4 separate regions of the Homo sapiens genome follow, and regions 2, 3 and 4 are each linked to region 1. Evidence: chromatin contacts called from ENCODE Hi-C or POLR2A ChIA-PET data. All regions are on one chromosome and are shown on one strand. The core of a region is the stretch at or near the end of the contact, and the rest is flanking DNA. Distances in the headings are between cores, read along the strand shown. Region 1 holds the start of MARCHF2 (membrane associated ring-CH-type finger 2). Region 2 holds the start of ADAMTS10 (ADAM metallopeptidase with thrombospondin type 1 motif 10). Region 3 overlaps NFILZ (NFIL3 like basic leucine zipper). Region 4 has its middle 39 kb from the start of CD320.

Region 1 (2,700 bases), core at 5-2,504:
CGCCTGTAATCCCAGCACTTTGTGCACTTTGGGAGTTCAAGGAAGGTGGATCACTTGAGGCCAGGAGTTCGAGACCAGCCTGGTCAACATGGTGAAACCCCGTTTCTGCTAAAAAGACAAAAATTGGCCAGGCACGGTGGCGGGGGCCTGTAATCCCAACTACTTGACCAGGGTGAGGTAGGAATCGCTTGAATCTGGGAGGCAGAGGTTGCAATGAGCTCAGATCGTGCCACTGCATTCCAGCCTGGGCAAGAGAGAGAGACTCTGTCTAAAAAAAAAAAAGACGGGGAGTCATAATGATATGTAGTTCATAAATTAGTAAAAAATTAAGAAGTTAATAACTATTAGCTCTTATTATAATTACTATCATCAGCTTACAGAGTTGTTGATGAGAGGTCACACAGTCAACCCTGGCACACACAGTAAGTGCTCAATAAAAGCTCTATTAATATTTTTTAGGGTAAATGTGGAGGTTGTTATTGCATTCATTCCTCCCTGCATGAGAAGCAAGGTTCCAATCCCAGCTCTACTCCTTATGTGCTGTGTGGCCCTGGGCAAGACACTTAACCTCTTTGAGCCTGGACTCTCTCAACTGTATAACAGGGGACATTTCTACTGCTTCCACCTACTCAGTATGGTTTCAAAAGAACTGAATGAGCTCAACATGCCCATTTGACTACCCCGTTTTGAGCACCCACATAGCACAGGGCATCCTGTTTCAGCATCTTTGTGCAAAGTGGCTGGGTCATTATATTATAACTTACTATTTTGCAGGCAGAGCCGCTCTGAGAAGGAGGTTGGGGAAGGGCATTGGCCACTTAGCAGTTGCCTACTGTGTGTCAGGCGTTTTCTGCACCAGCCACCTCCTGAATCCTCCCAGAAGCCCCATCAGGTTGGCAATGGGATGACCCAGTTTCACAGGTGGGGAAACCGAGGCTCGGAGAGGCGCCTATGTGTGCCGGACCCCGGAGACCTCCCACCGGCCTTGACACGGGAACTGAGGTCCCCGCGTCCCCGAGAAGGCTGTGGCCAAGGGATCGAGCCCAGCCGTCCCGCCCGGGTGCCGAGCTCCGGCCTCGAACCCGGGGCCGGCCCGCGGACTGGCGTCCTCCGGCCCTACCTGCAGGCCCGTGCCTACCTGATCCGCGGCCGGGCCGGGCGGCCGCACAGGCCCCTCGGTTCGCCTCGGCCCCGGTCCCGGCCCGGCCCGGCCCGTCGGCGCCACTAGCTCCGCTCCGGCCGGCACCTGCGTCCGGGCACCGCCCGCCGAGCCGACAGCGCCGCGGACCAATAGCGACCGCCTCTCGCCTGCATTCGCCAATCGCCTTGCACGTCCCGCCCTAAGAGGCGGGGCCGGAGGCCACAGGGACGACTTGGGCCGCACAGGCCCCGCTGTGCCGCAGCTGCTGGCTCCGCCCCTGCCGCGTCTTGGCTCCGCCCCCAGCTCCGGCTCCGCCCCAGCACTGGCCCCGCCCCAGCCCCGCCCCAGGCACGAGGGGGTGCTGCTGCGCCACCTGCAGACGGCCAGCGTCCTCTAATAAATAAAACCTCTGCAGAATTTAACTTTTTTTTTTTTGAGACTGGCCGGGTGCAGTGGCTCATGCCTGTAATCGGAGCACTTTGGGAGGCCGAGACGGAAGGATCGCTTGAGGCCAGATGTTGGGGACCAGCCTGGGCAACATGGTGAGTTCCCGTCTCTACAAAAAATTTAAAAGGATGGGCGCGGTGGCTCACGCCTGTAATCCTAGCACTTTGGGAAGCCGAGGCGGGCGGATCACGAGGTCAGGAGATCGAGACCATCCTGGCTAACACGGTGAAACCCCGTCTCTACTAAAAATACAAAAAAATTAGCCGGGCGTGGTGGCGGGCGCCTGTAGTCCCAGCTACTCGGGAGGCTGAGGCAGAGGAATGGCGTGAACCCGGGAGGCAGAGCTTGCAGTGAGCCGACATCGCGCCACTGCACTCCAGCCTGGGTGACAGAGTGAGACTCTGTCTCAAATAAATACATAAATAAATAAATAATAAAATAAAATAAAATAAAAGTTAGCCAAGTGTGGTGGCCCAGGCCTGTAGTCCCAGCTGCTCTGGAGGCTGAGGCAAGAGGATCACTTGAGCCCAGGAGTTCGAGGCCAGTCTGGGCAACATAGTAAACTCACCCACCCCCATCTCTAAGACAGATCAATTTTTAAAAAAATACTGCACTATATGTTCACTTAGTATAAGCACACTTTTGCACATAATCACAGTATAACCTTCAAAATCAGAAAATTAATGTTCATCTAATATTATCATGTAATTCCCAGAGCCCATTCAAAGGCCAGGTGCAGTGACTCATGCCTGTAATCCCAGCACTTGGATCATTTGAGGTCAGGAGTTCGAGACCAGCCCGGCCAACATGGTGAAACCCTGTCTGTACTAAAAATACAAATAATTAGCTGGGTTTTGTTGTGGGCACCTGTAATTCCAGCTACTCAGGAGGCTGAGGCAGGAGAATTGCTTGAATCTGCAAGGTGGAGGTTGCAGTGAGCGGAGATCTTGCCACTGCACTCTAACCTGGGCAACACAGCCAGACTCTGTCTCAAAAAAAAGAAAAGAAAAGTTTCCAATAAAGTCCTTTAAAAATCCAAAGTCCAGGCCAGGCACAGTGAGTCATGTCTGCAATCCCAGCTCTTTGGGAGCCCAAGGCAGGAAGGTCTCTTG
Region 2 (2,700 bases), core at 144-2,643, 200 kb before region 1:
GAATGAAACCCCTCCTCCACCCCCTACTCCAGCCCTGGGAAGGCTGTTATTACCCCCACTGTGTGGATGAGTAAACCCAGACTCAGACAAAGCCAAGGCCAAGGCTCTGGCCAGCTCCCTGGGGGGGGGCGTTCCTGGGAAATGCCTGCAATTGTGAGGCCTGGGGGTCACCGCCCTTCCCTGGAACCAGGCACTGTACCAGGCGCCTGGGATTCAAATCCCAGCCCTGCCCCAACCATCCAGGTCCTCCTCATTCACGCATTCGTTCATTTTATGGAGCGAGACCCAGAGTGACCAAGACCAAGAGGGCTCCGGTTCCAACAGAATTTTCACTCTCCCCATCTCTGTGGCCTCAGTTTCCTCATCTGTGAAATGGGACCAGCTGAGCCTACGTCACCGCAAAGGAGTTAAGGCACAGAGACCAAGGCCAGGCCCAGGACCGATCAAACCCCCCTGAGAGCTCGGAGAGGGCGGGGCCGAGCTGGGACTTATTTCCCGCCCCGGGCACCGTGCCTGGCACACGGGAGGCGCCCAATAAATGCTTGTTTGAGCCAGGCCCAGCCCTCAATAAATAACAGCTGTTGTTGATGCCGCAGAGGCTGGCGAGGAAGTGGGCTCTCCCCTCCCCAACCCCAGCATCTCATGCTCCCATCCCCCCTCCAGCCCCATTCCTTACCCCCCTCCATTCCTTCCCGTGGCCCCCAACCCAACTCAGCCCCTTCCTCCAGGCCCCCACCTCCCCCCAACCCACTCAGCCCCTCCTCCAGGGCCCCACCTCCCCCAACCCCACTCAGCCCCTCCTCAAGGGCCCCACCTCCCCCCACCCCACTCAGCCCCTTCCTCCAGGCCCCCACCTCCCCCCACCCCACTCAGCCCCTCCTCCAGGCCCCCACTTCCCCCCACCCCACTCAGCCCTTCCTCCAGGCCCCCACCTCCCCCCACCTCACTCAGCCCCTTCCTCCAGGCCTCCATCTCCCCCTACCCCTTCCCATTCAAACTTCCCCCTCCCCCAACCTCTCCCTTCTCTTCCTCCCTTTCCCCGAACCCCCACCCACCCAATTCTGCCTCCATCCCCATCCCCCACCTGATTCTTTCTCCCCTCCCCCACCCATTCTCCCCGCCGCCACTCGATTTCTCCCGCTTCGTCCCCTCCCCGCCCCCCGCGGTTCCCCAGCCCCCTCCCACGCGGCGGGGGCGCTGGTCCCGGGCGGGGCGGCCCGAGTTCCCGGGTCCCTGGCTGGGGTCCAGCCCGCGGCCCAGGCCGGGCGGCGGCAGGCGGGCGGGGTTTCTGGCCGCGCGCAGTTTGGGGGTTTTTTTATAACCCTGGCAGGCGGCTCAGGAAGTGCCTTCCCCGCGCCCCCTCCCCTGGCCACGCCGCCGCGCTCGCTCGCTCCCTCCCTTCCTGCGCGCGCGGGGCGGCGAGACAGCGGCGGCGACGGCGCGGAGGCCCCGGGCGCGGCGCAGGTAGCGGCGCGGGCGGGGGGCCCGGGGGTGCGTGATTCAGTGGGACTTTGTGTGTCCGCATCGGGCTGTGAGGGCGTGGGGCTGTGGTGCCCTGGATGGGGGAGGGCATCCCGCTGTGCGACTCCGGTCGGTGCCTGAGGTCCGCAAGTGCGCGCGCCACTGATCACGCCCGGGGTTGCCGTGGGTTTGTTTGCGCTGTGTGTGTGTGTGTGTGTGTGTGTCCGTCCACGTAGGGGCAGAGTGGTTGTGCATTACATGTGTGTGTCAGTGCCTGGGGATGAGTCTCTTGTGTGTCTGTGTGTTTGGACAGTGTGTGCGCATAGGGGTTTGCTATGTGCGCGCAGATCTGGAGGCGAGTGTGTGTGTGTCTGGGTTTGTGTGTGTGTCCCCAAGCATGTGTGCGTTTGTCTCTGACCGTGATGAGTGTGTAAATACCTGTGTGTGTGTGTCTGGTGTGGGGGGGTGTCTAGGTCTGTGGGACTTGTGAGTTTGTCTCTGGTTTGGTGTGAGCATGCAAATGAGTGTGTATGTGTCAGCGTGTAGGCCTGTGTGTCTGTCTCCTTGGGTTGTCTGTGTATGTATGTGTGTGTTTCTGTTTGTGTAGGCCCCGGGTGCGTGTATTTGTGTGTCCGCGTGTTTCTCTGTCTTGTCCCGTGTGTGCGCGTGTAAATGAGTGTGTGTTTACACATGTCTGGGAGTGTGTGGTTGTGTGTCTCCATGTGTTTGTCTCCGGGTGTGTGAGTGTGCACTGAGCCTGTCGGCGTGTGTGTCTGCGGTGGAGGCGTCCTGCGTCTTTTGTGGGTCTACAGTGCCCGAGCGCCGGTCTCTGGTTGCGCGGGGTGTGTGTCGCTGCCAGTGTGTGTTTGTGTGTCTGGGTGTGGGAGTGGCGCCGCCCACTTCCCCTGAGTTGGTCAGTGAGGCCACAGCCGTCTGTCTCAGGGTGTCTCCAGCGGTCGGGCTCAGGGCCTTTAATTAGCGGCCGGTTGTGGGGGACCAGCCCGGGCGCCGGCCCCCTCCTCCCGCAGGCCCCGGCTGGGCCTTTGTCTGCTCTCCGGCAGGGACTGCCTCCTGCCGGCCCGGCCAGATGTGCAGCCGGGAGGAGGCCGGCAGGCTGGGGCCTCTGCCTGGGGAGACGCGGCCTTGGCCTCCACGGGGGACCTTCCGTCGGCCCTGTCCCCGCAGCCTGGCCGGAGAGGTTTGGGTGTGGAGCTTAGGGTCCCTTCAGGATCCCCGGGA
Region 3 (2,700 bases), core at 130-2,629, 230 kb before region 1:
AACCAAGCTAGATCAGAGGTTATGAACCCAGAATTGGAATGGGCTCTGTGGATAAAATTTTGCAGCACCACAATACCATACAACTATCTGCAAAATCTTTTGGGTAAATATATTTGGGGTGGGAGGAATTTTGGCAATGGGCCAGCAGTGGTCTTTAGATTTGGGTGAATTCCTAAACAAGTATGTGGTCCAGAAACATTTAAGAAACACTGGAGAGGCCAGGCATGATGGCTCACGCCTGTGATCTCAGCACTTTTGGAGGCTGAGGTGAGCGGATTGCTTGAGCCTGGGAGTTCAAGACCAGCCTGAGCAACATAAGGAGACCCCATCTCTACAAAAAAAAAACAAACATTAGTCAGGTGTGGTGGTGCATGCCAGTAGTCCCAGCTACGCGGGAGGCTGAGGTGTGAGGATCACTTGAGCCTGGGAGGTCGAGGTTGTGGTGAGCCGTGAGAAAGAAACATTGGAGAATATGCTCTTGAAGACCCATCCTTCAAGTGAACACCAAATGCTACAATTACAAAGATGCAGAAACCAAGCAAACCTTGCAGAGAACAGTCTTAGTTACAATTCAGTCCATATTACCGAGGCATTGAACTGCAGTCAAGGTTAAGTGTAACCCTGGTCTTCTTCCAGGCTTGAGTGATATGCATCTTTCCAATACTATCTGCACCCTCGTCTCAGAACTAAACCAGTTCTGGGCTTATCCCATACAGCACGACCTGCCCAAGGAGGTTCTCCTCACCCCTGCCCCTTGCAAGGTGCTGTTGCTGTAACTTTGACCTCTGGTCCTTGAATATCCACACCCTGAGAAAGCAGTTAATGATTACAGAAACTGTGAGAAGAGTCCACAACATATTCTGTTGCCAACGCTTGCCTAATTTTCCAGAAGTCTGGTGCAATGTGGCTGCTTCTGGTCTCTTGAGGTTTGTCTGGGGATGGGTTGCTGTCTCTCATCGTGTCGCCGCCTCAATTTTTCTGGACTGTGCCAGCTCTTACCCACCCGGGAGCAGCAGCGTTCAAGACAGCTTGACATCAAAGGCACCTTCTGCTGCTCACAGCCATTGGCCCCGGGTGTCCTAAGTGAACTTCCCCTTCACAGGACAGCCTGGTAAACTCCAAGCCGGTCATCACGCTCTATGCTGTGTTATGCAACAAGTGTGTAAACTTTTCCTGTTGGTGGTGGAATGCTTTGTCAAGCAACATCTTATGCAGAAGCTCAAGCAATGGTAAAAAAAAAAAAAAAAAAAACTACAGCAGGAACAATAGGTTCTTGCTACATTGGCCAGACTGGGAGAGCACAGTATCTTGAGAGGCAACCTGCAGGCAGTCCATGTGCAAGAGTGATCTGGGGGAAAATCAAGAACACAGGACCGGTTCACCCGCAAAGCACTGGCCCCAGGAAGGTGGGTGAGGGCAAGAGTTCAGCGGGCAGGAACTCAGGCCAAGACGCAACCATGAGAACAGAGGCCCTGGGAATTCACAAGCATCTCACAGAGGGCACCAGGCTTCCCACAGGTCGTGGGAGAGAGGCAGACGCCAAATCTCTGAGGCTCTATTGACCCCAGCTGACATCTGGGTAACATCTGTTATACAAAAGAGCCGGGACCCAGCCAAAACATGGCAACCCCAGTAGGGCTTTTAAACACCCAGCAGGGTTTTTTAAATAGTGTTAGAGAGATTCTTTCACAACAACAAACTCACTAATGGCCACCTGGCTCAGCTGCCGCCCAGAGACACCCAACACACACACGCCTACCGCATATAAAAATAAACTAATCCTTACCCCATGTGTGGTATATGCCAGACACTGGCCTATCACTTTACACATATTAATTCATGTCGTCCTTCCAACAACTCCTTCAGGTAGGTGCTATTATCATCCACCCAGCAGCCAGAGAGGACACCCTCAACACATCCCAGGGTAAAAGCTTGAGTACTTTCTGCAAATCTTTTTTTTTTTTTTTTAATTTTCTTAAGAGATGGTCTGGCTCTGTGACCCAGGCTGTATTGCTGTGGTGCGATCATAGCTCACTACAGCCTCAAACTCCTGGGCTCAAGCGATCTTCCTGCCTCCTGAGTAGCTGGGACTACAGGCACATGCCACCATACTTGGCTAATTGTTGCGTTTTGTTTTGTTTTGTTTTGTTTTTGTAGAGGCAGGGGTCTTGCTATGTTGCCCAGGCTGGTCGCAAACTTCCAGGCTCAAATGATCCTCCTGCCTCAGCCTCCCAAAGTGCTGGGGTTACAGGTGTGAGCCGCCATGCCTGGCCTGCCATGCCTGTAACTCTTGAGATCTTGCAAGCTCTCCTTCCCCACAACACCCACTGTCACCTCTCTGCCTTTGCCCTCCTTCCTCTCACCCCTTCTATCACTCTGCTCCAACCACATGGACCTCCTCACTGTTCCTTAAACAGCCAAGTAGGCCGGGCTCAGTGGCTGACACCTGCAATCCCACCACTTTGGGAGGCCGAGTCGGGCAGATCACTTGAGGCCAGGAGTTTGAGACCAGCCTGGCCAATGTGGTGAAAGCCTGTCTCTATTACAAATACAAAAAATTAGCTGGGCATGGTGGTGTGCGCCTGTAATCCCAGCTACTCGGAGGCTGAGGCAGGAGGATCCCTTGAACCCGGGAGGCAGAGGTTGCGGTGATCCAAGATTGTGCCACTGCACTCCAGTCTGGGCAACAGAGCGAGATTC
Region 4 (2,700 bases), core at 20-2,519, 140 kb after region 1:
TTGTGATCTGTCCTCCTCAACCTCCCAAAGTGCTGGAATTACAGGCATGAGCCACCCTGCCCCGCCAGTTTTTGTATTTTTAGCAGAGATGGGGTCTTGACATGTTGGCCAGGCTGGTCTTGAACTCCTGGGCTGAAGCGATCCACCTGCCTTAGCCTCCCAAAGTGCTGAGATTACTGGCGTGAGCCACTGTGCCTGGCATATACCCACTTTTAATCGCATGCAGATTAAGGGGCAGTTTATGTAGAAACTTTTAGGGAAGGGGGTACTAATCATTGGGGCATTGCCTGGAAAGGGGCAGTAATTCCTTGATGTTAGCATGGTAATGTGAAATTGACACGGCACACTGGCAGGCATGTCTCATCGAAAGCTGCTTCCCCCTCCCTTTTCCTTCACCTGTTTTAGCTAGTCCTCAATATGGTCTGGTGTCTGAGCCCCACCTCTGAAGTCAAATCTTATCTTCTACCTCACTAGGACTTGCCTAGGAGTTGCACTGATAGCCTAGACTGACTTTCAAATTTACTTAGAGACCCAGAGCACTTTAGCCCATGGTGGGTCGCAAAGTTTGCAGGAACTCAAATTCCACTGGGATCCATAATTTCCCTCTTGTTAGGGCTGGTTTAAATGCCCCCTCTATAGGGACCAGCCCTACAGGGCCTGTGGGTTTTTCTCCTCGTGTGTGGAGATGAGAGATCGTAGAAATAAAGACACAAGGCAAAGAGAAGGAAAGACAGCTGGGGCCTGGAGGACCACTACCACCAAGACGCAGAGACCGGTAGTGGCCCTGAATGCCTGGCTGCACTGTTATTTTTTGGATATAAGGCAAGGGGGCAGGGTAAGGAGTGTTGAGCCATCTCCAGTGATAGGTAAGGTCACGTGAGTCATGTGTCTACTGGACAGGGGGCCCTTCCCTGTTTGGTAGCCGAGGCAGAGAGAGGGGACAGCTTATGTCATTATTTCTTGGAGAGGTCAACGGCTTAATACTTTCACTTAATTCTGCTACTGTTTTCTAGAAGGCAGAGCCAGGTGTACAGGGTGGAACATGAAAGTGAAACAGGAGCGTGACCGCTGAAGCACAGCATGACAGAGGCTAGACTGTTAGGCCTCTGGATGGCTGTTGGCAGGTGGGGATGGTGGGGGCTTGACTGATGTCAGGCCTTCCACAAGAGGTGGTGGAGCAGAGTCTTCTCTAACTCCCCCAAGGAAAGGGAGACTCCCTTTCCCGGTCTGCTAAGTAACGGGTGCCTTCCCAGGCGCCGGCATTACCGCTAGACCATGGAGCCCTCTAGTGGCCCTGTCCGGGCATAACAGAGGGCTCGCACTCTTGTCTTCTGGTGTAACTATTTTTATTTTATATATATTTTTTATTTTACTGGAACAACTTGTGCCCTCAGTCTCTTGCCTCGGCACCTGGGTGGCTTGCCGCCCACACCCTCTATGGGTGGGCATCAGCTGAGTGTGGTCGGGTTTTTCTTTCTGCTCTAAAAGGACAGCGCTGGGTTCCATGCCTCACAATTGCTGCCCCCTCCCTCTCCCCAACACACAAAGGCACTCTCCACACCATGCTGCCAGGGGTGGCGGAGAGGTGGTGTCAGAGATTCAGGACTTTCAGTGTGTTTCTTCAGTGTGTCTTTCAGTGATATAAAGTTAAAACCGGGTACTGTGAGTGCTCACCTGATTTTTGGTTCTTCTTTTTTTTTTTTTTTTTTTTTTTTTTTTTTTTTTTTTTTTTTTTTTTTTTTTTCGGAGACAGAGTCTTGCTCTGTCGCCCAGGCTGGAGTGCAGTGGCGCGATCTCGGCTCACTGCAACCTCTGCCTCCCGGGTTCAAGTGATTCTCCTGCCTCAGCCTCCTGAGTAGCTGGAACTACAGGCATGAGCCACTGCTCCCGGCTGGGATTTTTGGTTCTTGGGAAAGTGCTTTTTTGTGTGTAGCTGTTAAATTGGTGTCCTTGTTGGAGGGATGGTTGGTGGAGCCTTCTATTCTGTTATCTTGTGCTGCCTTCTACATCCTGGGTTTTTGATATAGATATGTCATAGACTAATAATGGGCAGTTTTATTCTCTTTATTTCTCCTACTGATATCTTTTTTTGTTTTACGGTTTTTTTTTTTTTAATTGGCGGAATTTCACTCTTGTTGCCTGGGCTGGAATGCAATGGCGTGACCTCGCCTCACTGCAACCTCCGCCACCCAGGTTCAAGTGATTCTCCTGCCTCAGCCTCCCAAGTAGCTGGGATTACAGGCATGCGCCACCACACCCGGCTAATTTTTTTGTATTTTTAGTAGAGATGGGGTGTCTCCATGTTGGTCAGGCTGGTCTCGAACTCCCGACCTCAGGTGATCTGCCTGCCTCGGCCTCCCAAAGTGCTGGGATTAACAGGCGTGAGCCACCGCGCCCGGCCTTTTTTGATTTATTGTTAACTAGAACTCCCAGAATAATTTTGAATAAGGGTGGCGATAGCAGCTATTGTCTTATTTCTTACCTTAAGGGTTATGTACCCAACAATTAAATATGACATTAAATATAACATTTGACATGTATGATGCTTTATTTTTGTTTTTTAGTGTTGGGGCCTTCCACTATTCCTCAGGTTGGAGTGCAGTGGCAAGATCACGGCTCACTGCAGCCTTGAACTCCTGGTTCAAGTGGTCCTCCTGCCTTGAGCTCCTGAGTAGCTGGGACTACAGGCACATACCACCA

What was found. A loop is a pair of places that touch in the nucleus more often than their neighbours do. ChIA-PET counts read pairs that join two places held with the same protein, here RNA polymerase II (POLR2A). Pooled maps may share reads with other maps.
Region 2: a loop to region 1 is called in a pooled map, with 3 times the contacts of the local background. The contact joins the promoter of ADAMTS10 here to the promoter of MARCHF2 in region 1. A Hi-C loop is called at or near these places in 3 of 50 pooled maps. POLR2A ChIA-PET finds 5 or more read pairs at or near these places in 2 of 52 experiments (B cell and naive thymus-derived CD8-positive, alpha-beta T cell).
Region 3: a loop to region 1 is called in a map of naive thymus-derived CD4-positive, alpha-beta T cell, with 26 times the contacts of the local background. The contact joins the enhancer-like site here to the promoter of MARCHF2 in region 1. A Hi-C loop is called at or near these places in 5 of 168 maps with a recorded cell type or tissue (CD4-positive, alpha-beta T cell, CD8-positive, alpha-beta T cell and naive thymus-derived CD4-positive, alpha-beta T cell), 1 of 37 single-sample maps with no recorded cell type and 10 of 50 pooled maps. POLR2A ChIA-PET finds 5 or more read pairs at or near these places in 1 of 52 experiments (activated CD4-positive, alpha-beta T cell).
Region 4: a map of CD8-positive, alpha-beta T cell shows a loop between it and region 1 (10-fold over the local background). The contact joins the enhancer-like site here to the promoter of MARCHF2 in region 1. A Hi-C loop is called at or near these places in 2 of 168 maps with a recorded cell type or tissue (CD8-positive, alpha-beta T cell and aorta) and 4 of 50 pooled maps. POLR2A ChIA-PET finds 5 or more read pairs at or near these places in 1 of 52 experiments (WTC11).

Annotation. Positions count from the first base shown.
Region 1 is chr19:8,411,859-8,414,558 of GRCh38, reverse strand. MARCHF2 (membrane associated ring-CH-type finger 2) reads right to left here and starts at 1,254. Exons shown (of 5, transcript NM_001005415.2): 1 at 1,139-1,254. RefSeq lists silencers at 1,088-1,247, 1,278-1,637 and enhancers at 1,129-1,629, 2,500-2,700.
Region 2 is chr19:8,609,408-8,612,107 of GRCh38, reverse strand. ADAMTS10 (ADAM metallopeptidase with thrombospondin type 1 motif 10) reads left to right here and starts at 1,393. Exons shown (of 26, transcript NM_030957.4): 1 at 1,393-1,464. RefSeq lists a silencer at 2,073-2,495.
Region 3 is chr19:8,638,868-8,641,567 of GRCh38, reverse strand. The region is part of intron 3 of NFILZ (NFIL3 like basic leucine zipper); the gene reads right to left. Among named protein-coding and RNA genes, the nearest start is that of NFILZ, 9.6 kb to the right of the region's middle. Within about 2 kb of position 1,379, at least 7 of the 41 ENCODE cell types and tissues checked have a DNase peak (open chromatin) inside an H3K27ac peak, as active enhancers do.
Region 4 is chr19:8,267,665-8,270,364 of GRCh38, reverse strand. No RefSeq gene overlaps it. Among named protein-coding and RNA genes, the nearest start is that of CD320, 39 kb to the left of the region's middle. RefSeq lists an enhancer at 1,060-1,389. Within about 2 kb of position 1,269, at least 20 of the 41 ENCODE cell types and tissues checked have a DNase peak (open chromatin) inside an H3K27ac peak, as active enhancers do; they include CD8-positive, alpha-beta T cell, where a contact is called at or near this core.